Regions from separate parts of the Homo sapiens genome. Here region 2 is linked to region 1. A link is an interaction called in ENCODE POLR2A ChIA-PET data of the cell type or tissue named here. Cell type or tissue: MCF 10A. All regions are shown on one strand. Each heading gives the region's core, and the rest is flanking DNA. Links, peaks and the distances in the headings are about the cores only.

The links. Peaks named below come from ENCODE experiments on the same cell type or tissue, not always from the same donor. Only the 100,000 strongest peaks of a DNase experiment are listed, where the experiment ranks them.
Region 2: POLR2A ChIA-PET joins it to region 1 with 5 read pairs; 1 of 35 experiments calls an interaction of 5 or more read pairs at or near these places.

Annotation. Positions count from the first base shown.
Region 1 is chrX:13,429,338-13,434,727 of GRCh38, forward strand. No RefSeq gene overlaps it. Among named protein-coding and RNA genes, the nearest start is that of LINC01203, 97 kb to the left of the region's middle. In MCF 10A, for the core only: no CTCF peak of the experiment used is centred there; a DNase peak (open chromatin) is centred at 3,234.
Region 2 is chrX:13,355,077-13,360,466 of GRCh38, forward strand. No RefSeq gene overlaps it. Among named protein-coding and RNA genes, the nearest start is that of LINC01203, 23 kb to the left of the region's middle. In MCF 10A, for the core only: no CTCF peak of the experiment used is centred there; a DNase peak (open chromatin) is centred at 3,035.

The DNA.
Region 1 (5,390 bases), core at 300-5,299:
GGTGGGATTACAGGCATGAGCCGCTGTACCTGGCCAGCTTTCTTTATCAAATGAAGAAACCTAAATACTGAGAAAATAAGTGAAGTGCTCATGGCACAGCTAGTGAGTGAAGAAGCATATTCCCTGGCTCCTAGAAATGTGCTGTTTTAGAAAATGGAATTTCTCTTTATGGATGATAAGTACAACCACTGAGACATGAAAGAGCAATGGAAGAAGTGTGTGTGTGTGTGTGTAAATCAATAACAGCACAAGGTTACATAAAATGAATAGTAAATAAGCGAAACAGCTCTCACCTATGGTGCATATTATGAGCCAGGCAAGTACTTTTTGTGTGTTTCTTCATTTAACACAAAACTCTACAAGTTAGATGCATTATTATCATCATTCCCAGATCACAGATGAAGAAAATTAAGATACTGAGAGTTTAAGTAACTTGCCAAAGCTCACACTTGCCAAGATCTGACTCCTGGATTTGTGCTCATAACCATCAAACTATACTGTCTGCAGGGGCCGGCCAGAGAAGTTCTAGAAGTGACAGATTACCCTTGGCTTTTGGCAGCAGGGGTCTTGAAGAAAGAACATGGGATTATGACTAATTAAGGACTAATTCTTCCTAGGGCCATCAAAGAACTCATTTGTGTCAGTTAGAATATTTTCCAGGGCAGAAACTAAATATCCAACTAAAAATGACTTAAACAACAGGGGTCTACTGAAAAATCTCACATAATAAGAGGTCTGGAGGCAGGAGGTTCCAGACTTGGTTAATTCAGCAGTTAAATGACTTCAAAGCAGCAGTGACTCACATATTCATTCTTTATTTTCCATCCAATTCCATCTTCTTTGTAGTTCTCTTGATCCTCTGTCATGGTCTTGCAATGGCCCCCCTCAGCTCCAAGTAGCAAATATCAGAAAAGGAGGGAGGAACTTTGTCCCAGAATCCCTTAGCAGGTATTCTCTTTGGTCCCATTGGCCACGAATGGGTCACCTGCTCTAGACACAGGGGAAGCTGGGAAAGTGAGTCTTTGGCATTCTCTGTCTCCAGCATGGGAGGCAGGTTCTGCTAGAAACAAAAAAGCGGAAGGATACTGGCAGTGGGAAGGCAACCAATCTTGATGCCATATAGCTTAAATCCCACGTTGAAGCCTTCTTCTTGGCTGTGCTGTTTGGAAAAGCCAGAACCCAACAGCTTTGCAAAGATAATCATGGGAAAATAATTCGAGATGATACTCAGGTTCTGGCCAGAGATGACACCATCCGATGATGTCATATTTCACAGCAGGATACCAGACAGGCCAGAAACCAGGACCTGAAGCAGTCAGTGCCTATTCTGAACAGAGAGGCACTACATTGACCATATTTGGGAGGCCTCAGAGAATGGCTTCCACATCCAGACCAGAGCCAGGACAACTGGGATTGCTGGGCTCAGCCATATTTGATGAGTGTTTATTCTACTTATGGCAGCGTATTAAGCATTTTGGGGAAGGGGTGATGCCGAGATATCAGATGTGCATCCTGACCTCGAGAAACAAATAAAAAATCTAATAATAAACATCAACTGAGCACTATCTGCCAAGTCTGTTTAAAGCAACTTACATATCTCTAGACACCTTAAATATACGTCAAATCTTCACAGTAACCCTATGAGATAGGTTATATTTATGATCCTTATTTACCAATATGGGAACTGAGGCCAGGAAGGAAACTGAGGCATGGAGAGTTTAAGCAATCTTGAGATTGTTACCCAAATATTTGCTGTAAGGACACACCACATAGGCGCTCCCAGGAGTGCTTAAAACATTTTCTCTAAATTTACGGTGATGAATTCGTCCCAGGTTGCTTGGGACTCTCCCAGTTTTAGCACCGAAGTCCATGTACTGGGACAACCCTCAGTCCTGGGCAAATAAGAATGGTTGGTCATCCTACAAATTATAGGCACACTCAATCTAGATTGCCCTGACAACCCAATTAATGGATAATGGAAAAGGAAAAGTTAGAGAGAGTTTTCCCTGCATAGTCAATTCCCATAACAAAAGCTCCTGTAGTCAGAATAAAAGAGTTTCCTTAAACATTGGGTTTTCTTGGAATCAAGAGATTATTCTACCCAAGGGGTAGAAGAAGAACTACCCAAGGGGTTCTTCTTACCCACTGCAATAAGAAAGACCATGGCGTGTAGTAGAGAGTTTAATAGACACAAAGCTGGGCACGCCACGTGGGATGCAGAGTTAGTACTCAAATCATTCTTTTCCAAAGCTTGTAGGTTAGGGATTTTTCTTTTTTTCTTCTTTTTTTTTTTTTCGAGACAGAGTCTTGCTCTGTCGCCCAGGCTGGAGTGCCGTGGCGCGATCTCAGCTCACTGCAAGCTCCGCCTCCTGGGTTCATGCCATTCTCCTGCCTCGGCCTCCCGAGTAGCTGGGACTACAGGCGCCTGCCACCACGCCCGGCTAATTTTTTGTATTTTTAGTAGAGATTTTTCAAAGGCAGTTTGAGGGAAAGGGTGGGGGTGGCCAGGTAAGGGATGCCTGCTGCTGATTACATGTTGAAATAATATTCCAGATATATTGGGTTAAATGAAATATTCTAGATATATTGGGTTAAATGAAAGATATTATTAAAATTAATTTTACCCATTTGTTTTACATCTTTTAATGTGGCTATTAAACAAATAAAATTACATGCATGGCCGGGCACACTGGCTCACGCCTGTAATCCCCGCACTTCGGGAGGCCAAGGCGGGTGGATCACCTGAGGTCAGGAGTTTGAGGCCAGCCTGGCCAACACGGTGAAACCCTGTCTCTACCAAAAATACAAAAATGTGTTGGCACACACCTGTAATCCCAGCTACTTGGGAGGCTGATGCAGGAGAAGCACTTGAACCCAGGGGGCAGAGGTTGCAGTGAGCCCAGATTGTGCCACCGCACTCCAGCCTGGGCAACAGAGCCAGACTGTCTTAAAAAAAAAAAAATTACATGTATGGCTCACAGTATATTTCATTGGACAGCACTCTTCTAAAAAGACACTTCTAGAGAGTATGTCTCTATTAAGAGGGTTTCTCTTTGTGTAATATTGTTTACAAAACCAAGTTAAACATTAATTAGTTAAAATTCTGTAAACCGTGAAAAGGCCTCAAGGAGATTTGCAAAGGGAATCTCCTTGTCTTGGAGGTGTTGTCTTGAAGCTGCTTAAGCAGAAATGCTGCCCAGAACACACTCATGCTTTCTTGTGACCAGTGGCTCTAGGCCAAACTACAGTACATGTAAAAATAACTCTGATGAGTTCATTGTTCTGAACTTAAAGTCAAATGGGCTGTTGGCTCTTTTCACATAGTTTGAATCTTTTATGACCAGAAGATGCAAAACACATTTTTAAAAGCAGTAACTAATGCAGTCCAAGTCATTTTTTTAAAAAAACTTTTGGGTATTGAGCAATTTGGGGCTCTCCAAGGATTGTAATGATTATATTTATATTTGTATAAATATTTTCAAAGTTCTTTACAGTTTTTCTTTAGTATTTCCACTTGAAAGTGACTACATATCCCCATGAGGTAATCTGAGCTGTTATTTTATGCACATTTTACAGATGAGACACTGTCCCAAGTCTTCTTAATTCTGTTTAGTGTTCTTTTGGCTACACCCAGTGTGATGGAGCCAGATCCTACCCACTCATGAGAGCCAATTGTGCATCTCTGCACAGCTCAGCAGTCACATTATGTTAGTAGCTTGAAATCATCCACAGTGTGAGCGTTTATACCATGAGAATTGGCAAAGGCTACATAGTCCGTTTATTTGTTTTGTTGTTTCCGTTGTTTATTTCTTGAGTACCAGTTACTAAACATTTAATGGCACACTGCTAGATACCTCCAAGAATGAGAAAACTTGGGGATTAAAAGACATTTGCTTAGTCTGTTTTGTGTTGCTATAACAGAATACCATAGACAGGGTAATTTATAATGAATAGAAATTTATTTGGCTCGTGGTTTGGTTCAGGAAGCTGGGAAGTCCAAGAGCATGGCATCAGCATTTGGCAAGGGACTTCGTGCTGCATCATCCCATGGGAGAAGGTGGAAGAGCAAAGGAGAACAAGAGCCACAGAGCAAGAGGGGGCCAAACTCACTTTAATAACAAACCAACTCTCAAGATAACTAAACCACTCCCATGATAATGACATTAATTCATTCACAAGGGCAGAGCCCTCATGACCTAATCATCTCTTATTAGGCCCCACCTCACAACACTTGCACTGAGGATTAAGTTTCCAATACACAAACTTTGAGGGACACATTCAAAACATAGCAGATGCATGTTACAAAACAGGAGCAGAAACACAAGTTCTCTGAGTTCAAGAACTGAATTCTGTAGATAGATTTTTTGGTTTTTTTTTTGAGATGGAGTTTCTCTCTTGTTACCTAGGCTGGAGTGCAGTGGTGCGATCTCGGCTCACTGCAACCTCTGCCTTCTGATTTCAAGCGATTCTCCCGCCTCAGCCTCCTGAGTTGTTGGGATTACAGGTGCCCGCCACCATGCCCAGCTAATTTTTGTATTTTTTTTTTAGTAGAGATGGGGTTTCACCATGTTGACCAGGCTGGTCTGGAACTGCTGACCTCGTGATCCGCCCGCCTCGGCCTCCCAAAGCTCTGGGATTACAGGCAAGAGCCACCGTGCCCGGCCAACAGATTTTTTTTTTAAATGAAAAGATCCATGGTATCTTCAGTTTGCATATTGCAAGAAAATGAGGATGCTACTTCTTTAACCTGACAAGGCAAGGCCCAAGCCACTTAAACCTAAGCCAGCAGCCAGCCCTCCTACAGAAGAAATGGAAATCACCTTCACTGCTCCAACACAATTGTATGCTCCTGTCTTTCAGTTGTTTCGGTGTCTCTCTCTATCCCTTTTTCTGTCTTTGTGTGTGTGCATCATACATACACAAATACACACACCACACATGATTTTTACTACCTAAGTTACTATAGCAGACAGCTAGAAATTCAAGAAACCAAGTAACGCCTTCATTCAAGGAAAGGTGGAATAATATACTTCATTTTCTTTTATGGAACAACAATCAAGCACTAAATTTACTGATGAAGGGGAAATCATTGAAACTGGAGAGGAAAGGGGATACTGGATGTGAAAAACATCTATATATACCTCAGATAAAATCACTTCAATCATCTCTGATTGTCTCATATCAAATCAAGCCATTTTTTTCCAATTACTTTATTATTCTCCAACAAGAGAGCTAGATTAGATAATCACATATGAATTTCAGATTGTGCTTGCTAACTGACGTTTGCCAATAGCAGTCACTTGAAAAGAGCTGCTCTAAGACAAACTATTCTAAATGAGTGGTTTGGCATGGGGGGGAGGTCGCTTTCTTTTAACTCATCCCTTCCCTCA
Region 2 (5,390 bases), core at 188-5,187, 74 kb before region 1:
AAACCAATCTGGTGTGTGATTCACTGTGCACATGTCAGATAACCTCTCTAGGTTAAAGATTCACAAAGGTAGAGTGAGAACTTTCATTCCAGCATGATTTATCAACTTATACCACCAATGTATGAAAGTTTCTTTTCCTTCATTTTGCAAATCTGTTGGCTGTGAAATGGCATATTCTTGTTTAGTTTGCATTTCCTAAAAACTAGAGAAATAGAGCAACATTCCATTCATTTGGTATTCAAGTTTCCTCTTCTGTGAATTTGCTTTTTCATATATTTTGCCCATTTGGAGTATTTGTCTTTTTCTTGCTGAATTGTAAACATTTTTTTACATATTTTAAATACCAACATTTGTTGATTATATGCATTGCAAATATCTTCTTCCTGTCTATAATTTCTTTTAATTTTAAGGTGCTTTTTTCTTGTATTTAAGTTTGTAATTTTAGTGTAGTTATATTTGTCTATTTTTTCCTTAATTAAGGGTTTTGTTTTCTTGTGCTTGTCTATGGAAGATTTAAGATTATAAAGATTTTCTCCTTTATTTTCTTCCAGAAGTTTACATGGTTTCTTTTGACATTTAAATCTTTGTCTGGAATTTATCTTTGTGTGATATAAGCTAGTGACTTAATTTTCTTTTCAGAAGGATAACTAATTTCCCAGACTCGTTTGTTGAATAGTTTATACTTGCCCCACTAATTTGTAAGATCTTCTCTGTCACGCATCAAATCTCTGTGTATGCCTGGATCTGTTTTGTCCAACTCTGCACAAGTAGCATGCTATCTAAATTACTATATTTTAAAAAGTAAGTCTTGATATTTGGTAGGGCAAGTTTCATGTGTCTTAACTATTATGGTCTCTTTCTCATCTATATGAATGTTAAGGTCAGCTCATCAGTTTCCACAGAAAATCCTTTCTAGATTTTGATTTGAATTACATTGCATTTATAGATTAGTTTGAGAAGCATCATCTTCCCGATCTTGTCTTTCCTTTCATGAACCTGCTATATTTCTGCATATATTTAGGCCATCTTACACATCTTTCAGTACTGTTTTGTATTTTTCTCCATAAAAGGTTTTGCATACCTTGTGTAAATTTATTCTTAGGCATCTTTTAGGTCATATAACTGTGGTAAATGAGAACTTTATTCTAAAACATTTTCTATGCCTATCAACATTTTCTCCGCTATTTTTTTCTTTTATGTTTTATACCTAATTTTTTTTTTTTTTTTTGAGACGTAGCTTCACTCTTGTTGCCCAGGCTGGAGTGCAATGGCGTGATCTTGGCTCACCACACCCTCCACCTCCCGGGTTCAAGCGATTCTCCTGTCTCAGTCTCCAGAATAGCTGGGATTACAGGCATGCGCCACCACACCGGGCTAATTTTGTATTTTTAGTAGAGACGGGGTTTCTCCATGTTGGTCAGGCTGGTCTCGAACTCCCAACCTCAGGTGATCCGCCTGCCTCAGCCTCCCAAAGTGCTGGGATTACAGGCGTGAGCCACTGCACCCAGCCTGCTTTTATGTTTTATACCTAATTCTTAAAAGTATTTGCATTTTATTCTTTGCATGATGTGAGATGTGAATATAACACTTTCCCCCGAGTCAATTATTTTCAACTCTGACGAATAATCTCTTAACCCATTGGTTTGTGAGTCTTCCTTTGTTATCTGTTATCTTCTCATATATCAGGACTCTTTTTTACAATCACTTTGTTTTCGTTGATGATATATATCCATTTCCATGCCAGTATATGATCTCATTTCCGTAGTTTTTAATGTGTCTGTGTGTGTTTGTGTGTGTATACATACACACAAAAAAGTAGAACAATGAAATAATGTGTCTCTTTCTAGAAGAAGTATTAAGAGGCAGGAAGATTGCTTGAGCCCAGGAGTTTGAGACTGCAGTGTGCTACTATGATTGGACCTGTGAATAGCCACTATACTCCAAACTGAGCAACACAGTCAGGTCCCATCTCTTTTTTTCTTTTTTCTTTTTCTTTTTTTTTGAGCCTGAGTCTCGTTCTGTTGCCCAGGCTGGAGTGCAGTGGCGTGATCTCTGCTCACTGCAACTTCCACCTCCCAGGTTCAAGCGATTCTCCTGTCTCAGCCTCCTGAGTAGCTGGGATTACAGGTGCGCCACCATGCCTGGCTAATTTTTATATTTTTAGTAGAGACGGGATTTCACCATGTTGGCCAGGCTGGTCTCGGACTCCTGACCTCAAATGATCTGCTTGCCTCGGCCTCCCAAAGTGCTGGGATTACAGGCGTGAGCCACCCACCGCACCCGTCCTGAGGTCCCATCTCTAAAAAAATAAAAAGTATTGAACCAAGGTCCTCTCACGTAATTTTTCACAATTTATATTATGCTTTAATATCTAGCAGAGCAGCTCAATTAATTACTCTTGGAGTGTGTTAAACCAATATGCTAATTTGGGAAAAATTTACCTCCATAATATTCAGTCTTCTTATTCTGTATTCATCCAATCATCTTATTCTATATTCATATATTCATGTTTTCTTGTAACTTTCTCAGTTGCAGTTTGTAATTTTCCTCACATAGATTCAGTTTTAAAATTAACATTATGTCTAGACATTTTAGGGTGGAGTGTTGTTTCCCCAACACCTCATATATCTTGGTTAGTTACTTCAGGGAGAGCAGGAGAGCTGGTTACTTTTGTTCACTTATCTTTAACCAGTCATTTTACTAAACTCCCATAAAGATAGCCACTTTTTAATTATCTTGGGGTTTCTCAGTAGGCAATTATATCATCTCTAATAATACTTTTTGTTTTCTCATTTCCAATAGCAACGTCCCTATATCTGTTTTAGAATTATATTAACTAATACAATGGCAGTAAGGATCTTTGTTTTCTTTCTGATGTTATGGGATCCTGTTTCTATTTTGGTTCTTTGTCCTGTAGTGTGGGTGCTCATTAAAGGACTTCCTTTGTGTTTTGTCTGGATTATTCTCCAGGCAGCTGGTAAGCTCCTTGTGAAGACAGCCCATCCTGTTCTAACATGTCTGATACTCTGTGTCTGGTCTCTGCAGCTCCTGGCACACAGCAGGGAACTTGATTAGGGCCTGAAAGAATGTGTCTTATGCTGGATTCTTGGGAGGCCCTAAAAGATCTGCACTGCTTCTTTCTGGATGTGGCCATGTGTTTAGAAACATCTGCTCTCCTAGAAGTCTGGGGTTCCTGTTCCAGCTTCGAGCAGACACTTGGGTTTCCCTTACAGGCTACTGTCTGTTGTTGACCACATACTCAGGAATAAATGGAAATTGCAGCAATTTTGTCAGTAGGGTTTTGACAAACTGAGAGATTCCAAACAGAAAATAAAGAGATTCTAAACAGAAATACTTACTTGTTATAAAATAGCACATGCAAATTTCCCACCAATCCCATCACCAAAGGTAAGCACCACTAACAATTTAGGGTTTGTGTTTATGCACACTTGTACACATAAATACATGCATTTCTAGATGTGTGTTCTATGCTTTTCAAACATATGCATGTTTGAATAATGTGAGCCCATTTTTGTAACTTCTTTCCAATTTTATGTAAATATTGTTTATTCGTTTTAGCAGCTATATATGCCACCATATGGCTAGACTATAATCATCTTTTCTCCTATTAATATATATTTCTAGTTTGTTTCCTTGTGTCTTAAACCAACTTATATTTAGGATAGATTTCTAGAAGTAGGTTGTCGAAGTATAAGGTAAACTTTTTTTTTAATTTAGCTTAATTTTAACATACTTTCAATTCATTCTTTGACCATAAAAATTTAGAGTCTGGTCCATGAACCATGACTTATTGGTCTGTGATAAGTACAGACATTAAGAGTAAGTGTTTAGAAGTGTTTATCATAATTTGATATTTCTATGATATCCAAACATGAATTTTATATTTTACAAAAGCATCGGACTGAAAAAGAAAACCTGATTATTTTAAAATAACAATAGTAATGCTAAAACAAATTGTGGAAAGGGCTCATTTGGACAATATGGGTTAAGTGAGGCCAAAAGCTTTTCACTGTGAAAATCAAAATATTTAAGGAGTAGTGTCTTAGAAGACATATGAGGGATAAATGAAAAAAAATGTTATTTTTAAAATATGATGTTGAAAAAAAATATGCTGTATTTGGAGCTGGATATGGGGTATGACCAATTATATAATAATTTCTTATCAGAAAAAAAGAATAAAAGGACCTGATTCTGCACCATGAATAATTGGGAAGCACTGCTTCCATGAGCAGTCAAAGGGAGTTTCCATTTTCTTTTCTGAATCCTCACCTCTAGCTCACATTGTCAAAAATCAAAATGTTTGTTTTATAATCTGTTGGTTATAAACACTCTCACTGTTGTTTTGATGTGAATTTCTGTGATTACTAATGATGTCCGTATCTTTACTCGTTATTTGGGTTTCTTCTTGTTATTTATATCGTTTGTGCTATTTTTTATTGGCTTGGAGATTTTTCTTTTTTTTCTGGTATCTGTGGATTTCACATACTTATATTTGAGCTCCTCTATTATTTCAGAAGTAATTTTGTTATACTTTACCCAGTAAATTCTATGTGTTGAGAGCATGAAGAATTGGCCTCTCCTCTAGGCTCCATTATATTTTCTTATTGGGCACTGCTGGTTTAATGATATAGCTATAGATTTTTGTATAGTTGTCTTTCTTTTGCACTCTCTTACTGCTAATAGTAGTTTTTTAGGGAATACAATTTTCTCTTTCTCTGTACCTCTTTCTTTTCTATTCTTTCCTTACAGCAGTACCATATTTACTGGACATGCCTTTACAAACAATTTCAATTCTGTCAGTAATGCACATCATGGTCCATAGTCAGTTGACCTGTCATCAGAGTCTGTATGACGGTCAAAAAACAAAATGAAAGAAAGCAAAACACAGTTTAAAACTGAAAAATTGCTGTTCATTAAGTCGAGGTTATTTAGAAAAAGAAATTGTTAGGGATTCCCGTAGGGTCAGTCTCTGATATCAGGACTGTCCATTCTCTCAAACAATAATGCTGTCCAGTCTCTTCAGAGGCTTTCTGATTTGGCCCTGTTCCTATCCTTTGTCCAGGACTTTTCTCCACACACTTTCTCTTAAGCCAAATGGCAGGTCAAATGAAGCCCTGAAATACAGCCATCTGTGGGTGTTGAAGTGGGGATGATTGTGGTCAGCCCTGGGAAGCTGGGCATGCATGTCACAGATTTAGAAAGTACTGCTGGCTGGCAAGCTGATGGAGGGCAAAATGTGCACATGGAAGCAAATGCACAGCTTCAAGTGATCAAGTGTCAGTGCAGACAGCAGGTGATGAGGGTGGCTCACACCACCTGCTGGAGCACAGCTGTCAGAAAGGGGATAGCCACGTGTGGGGCCACAGGCA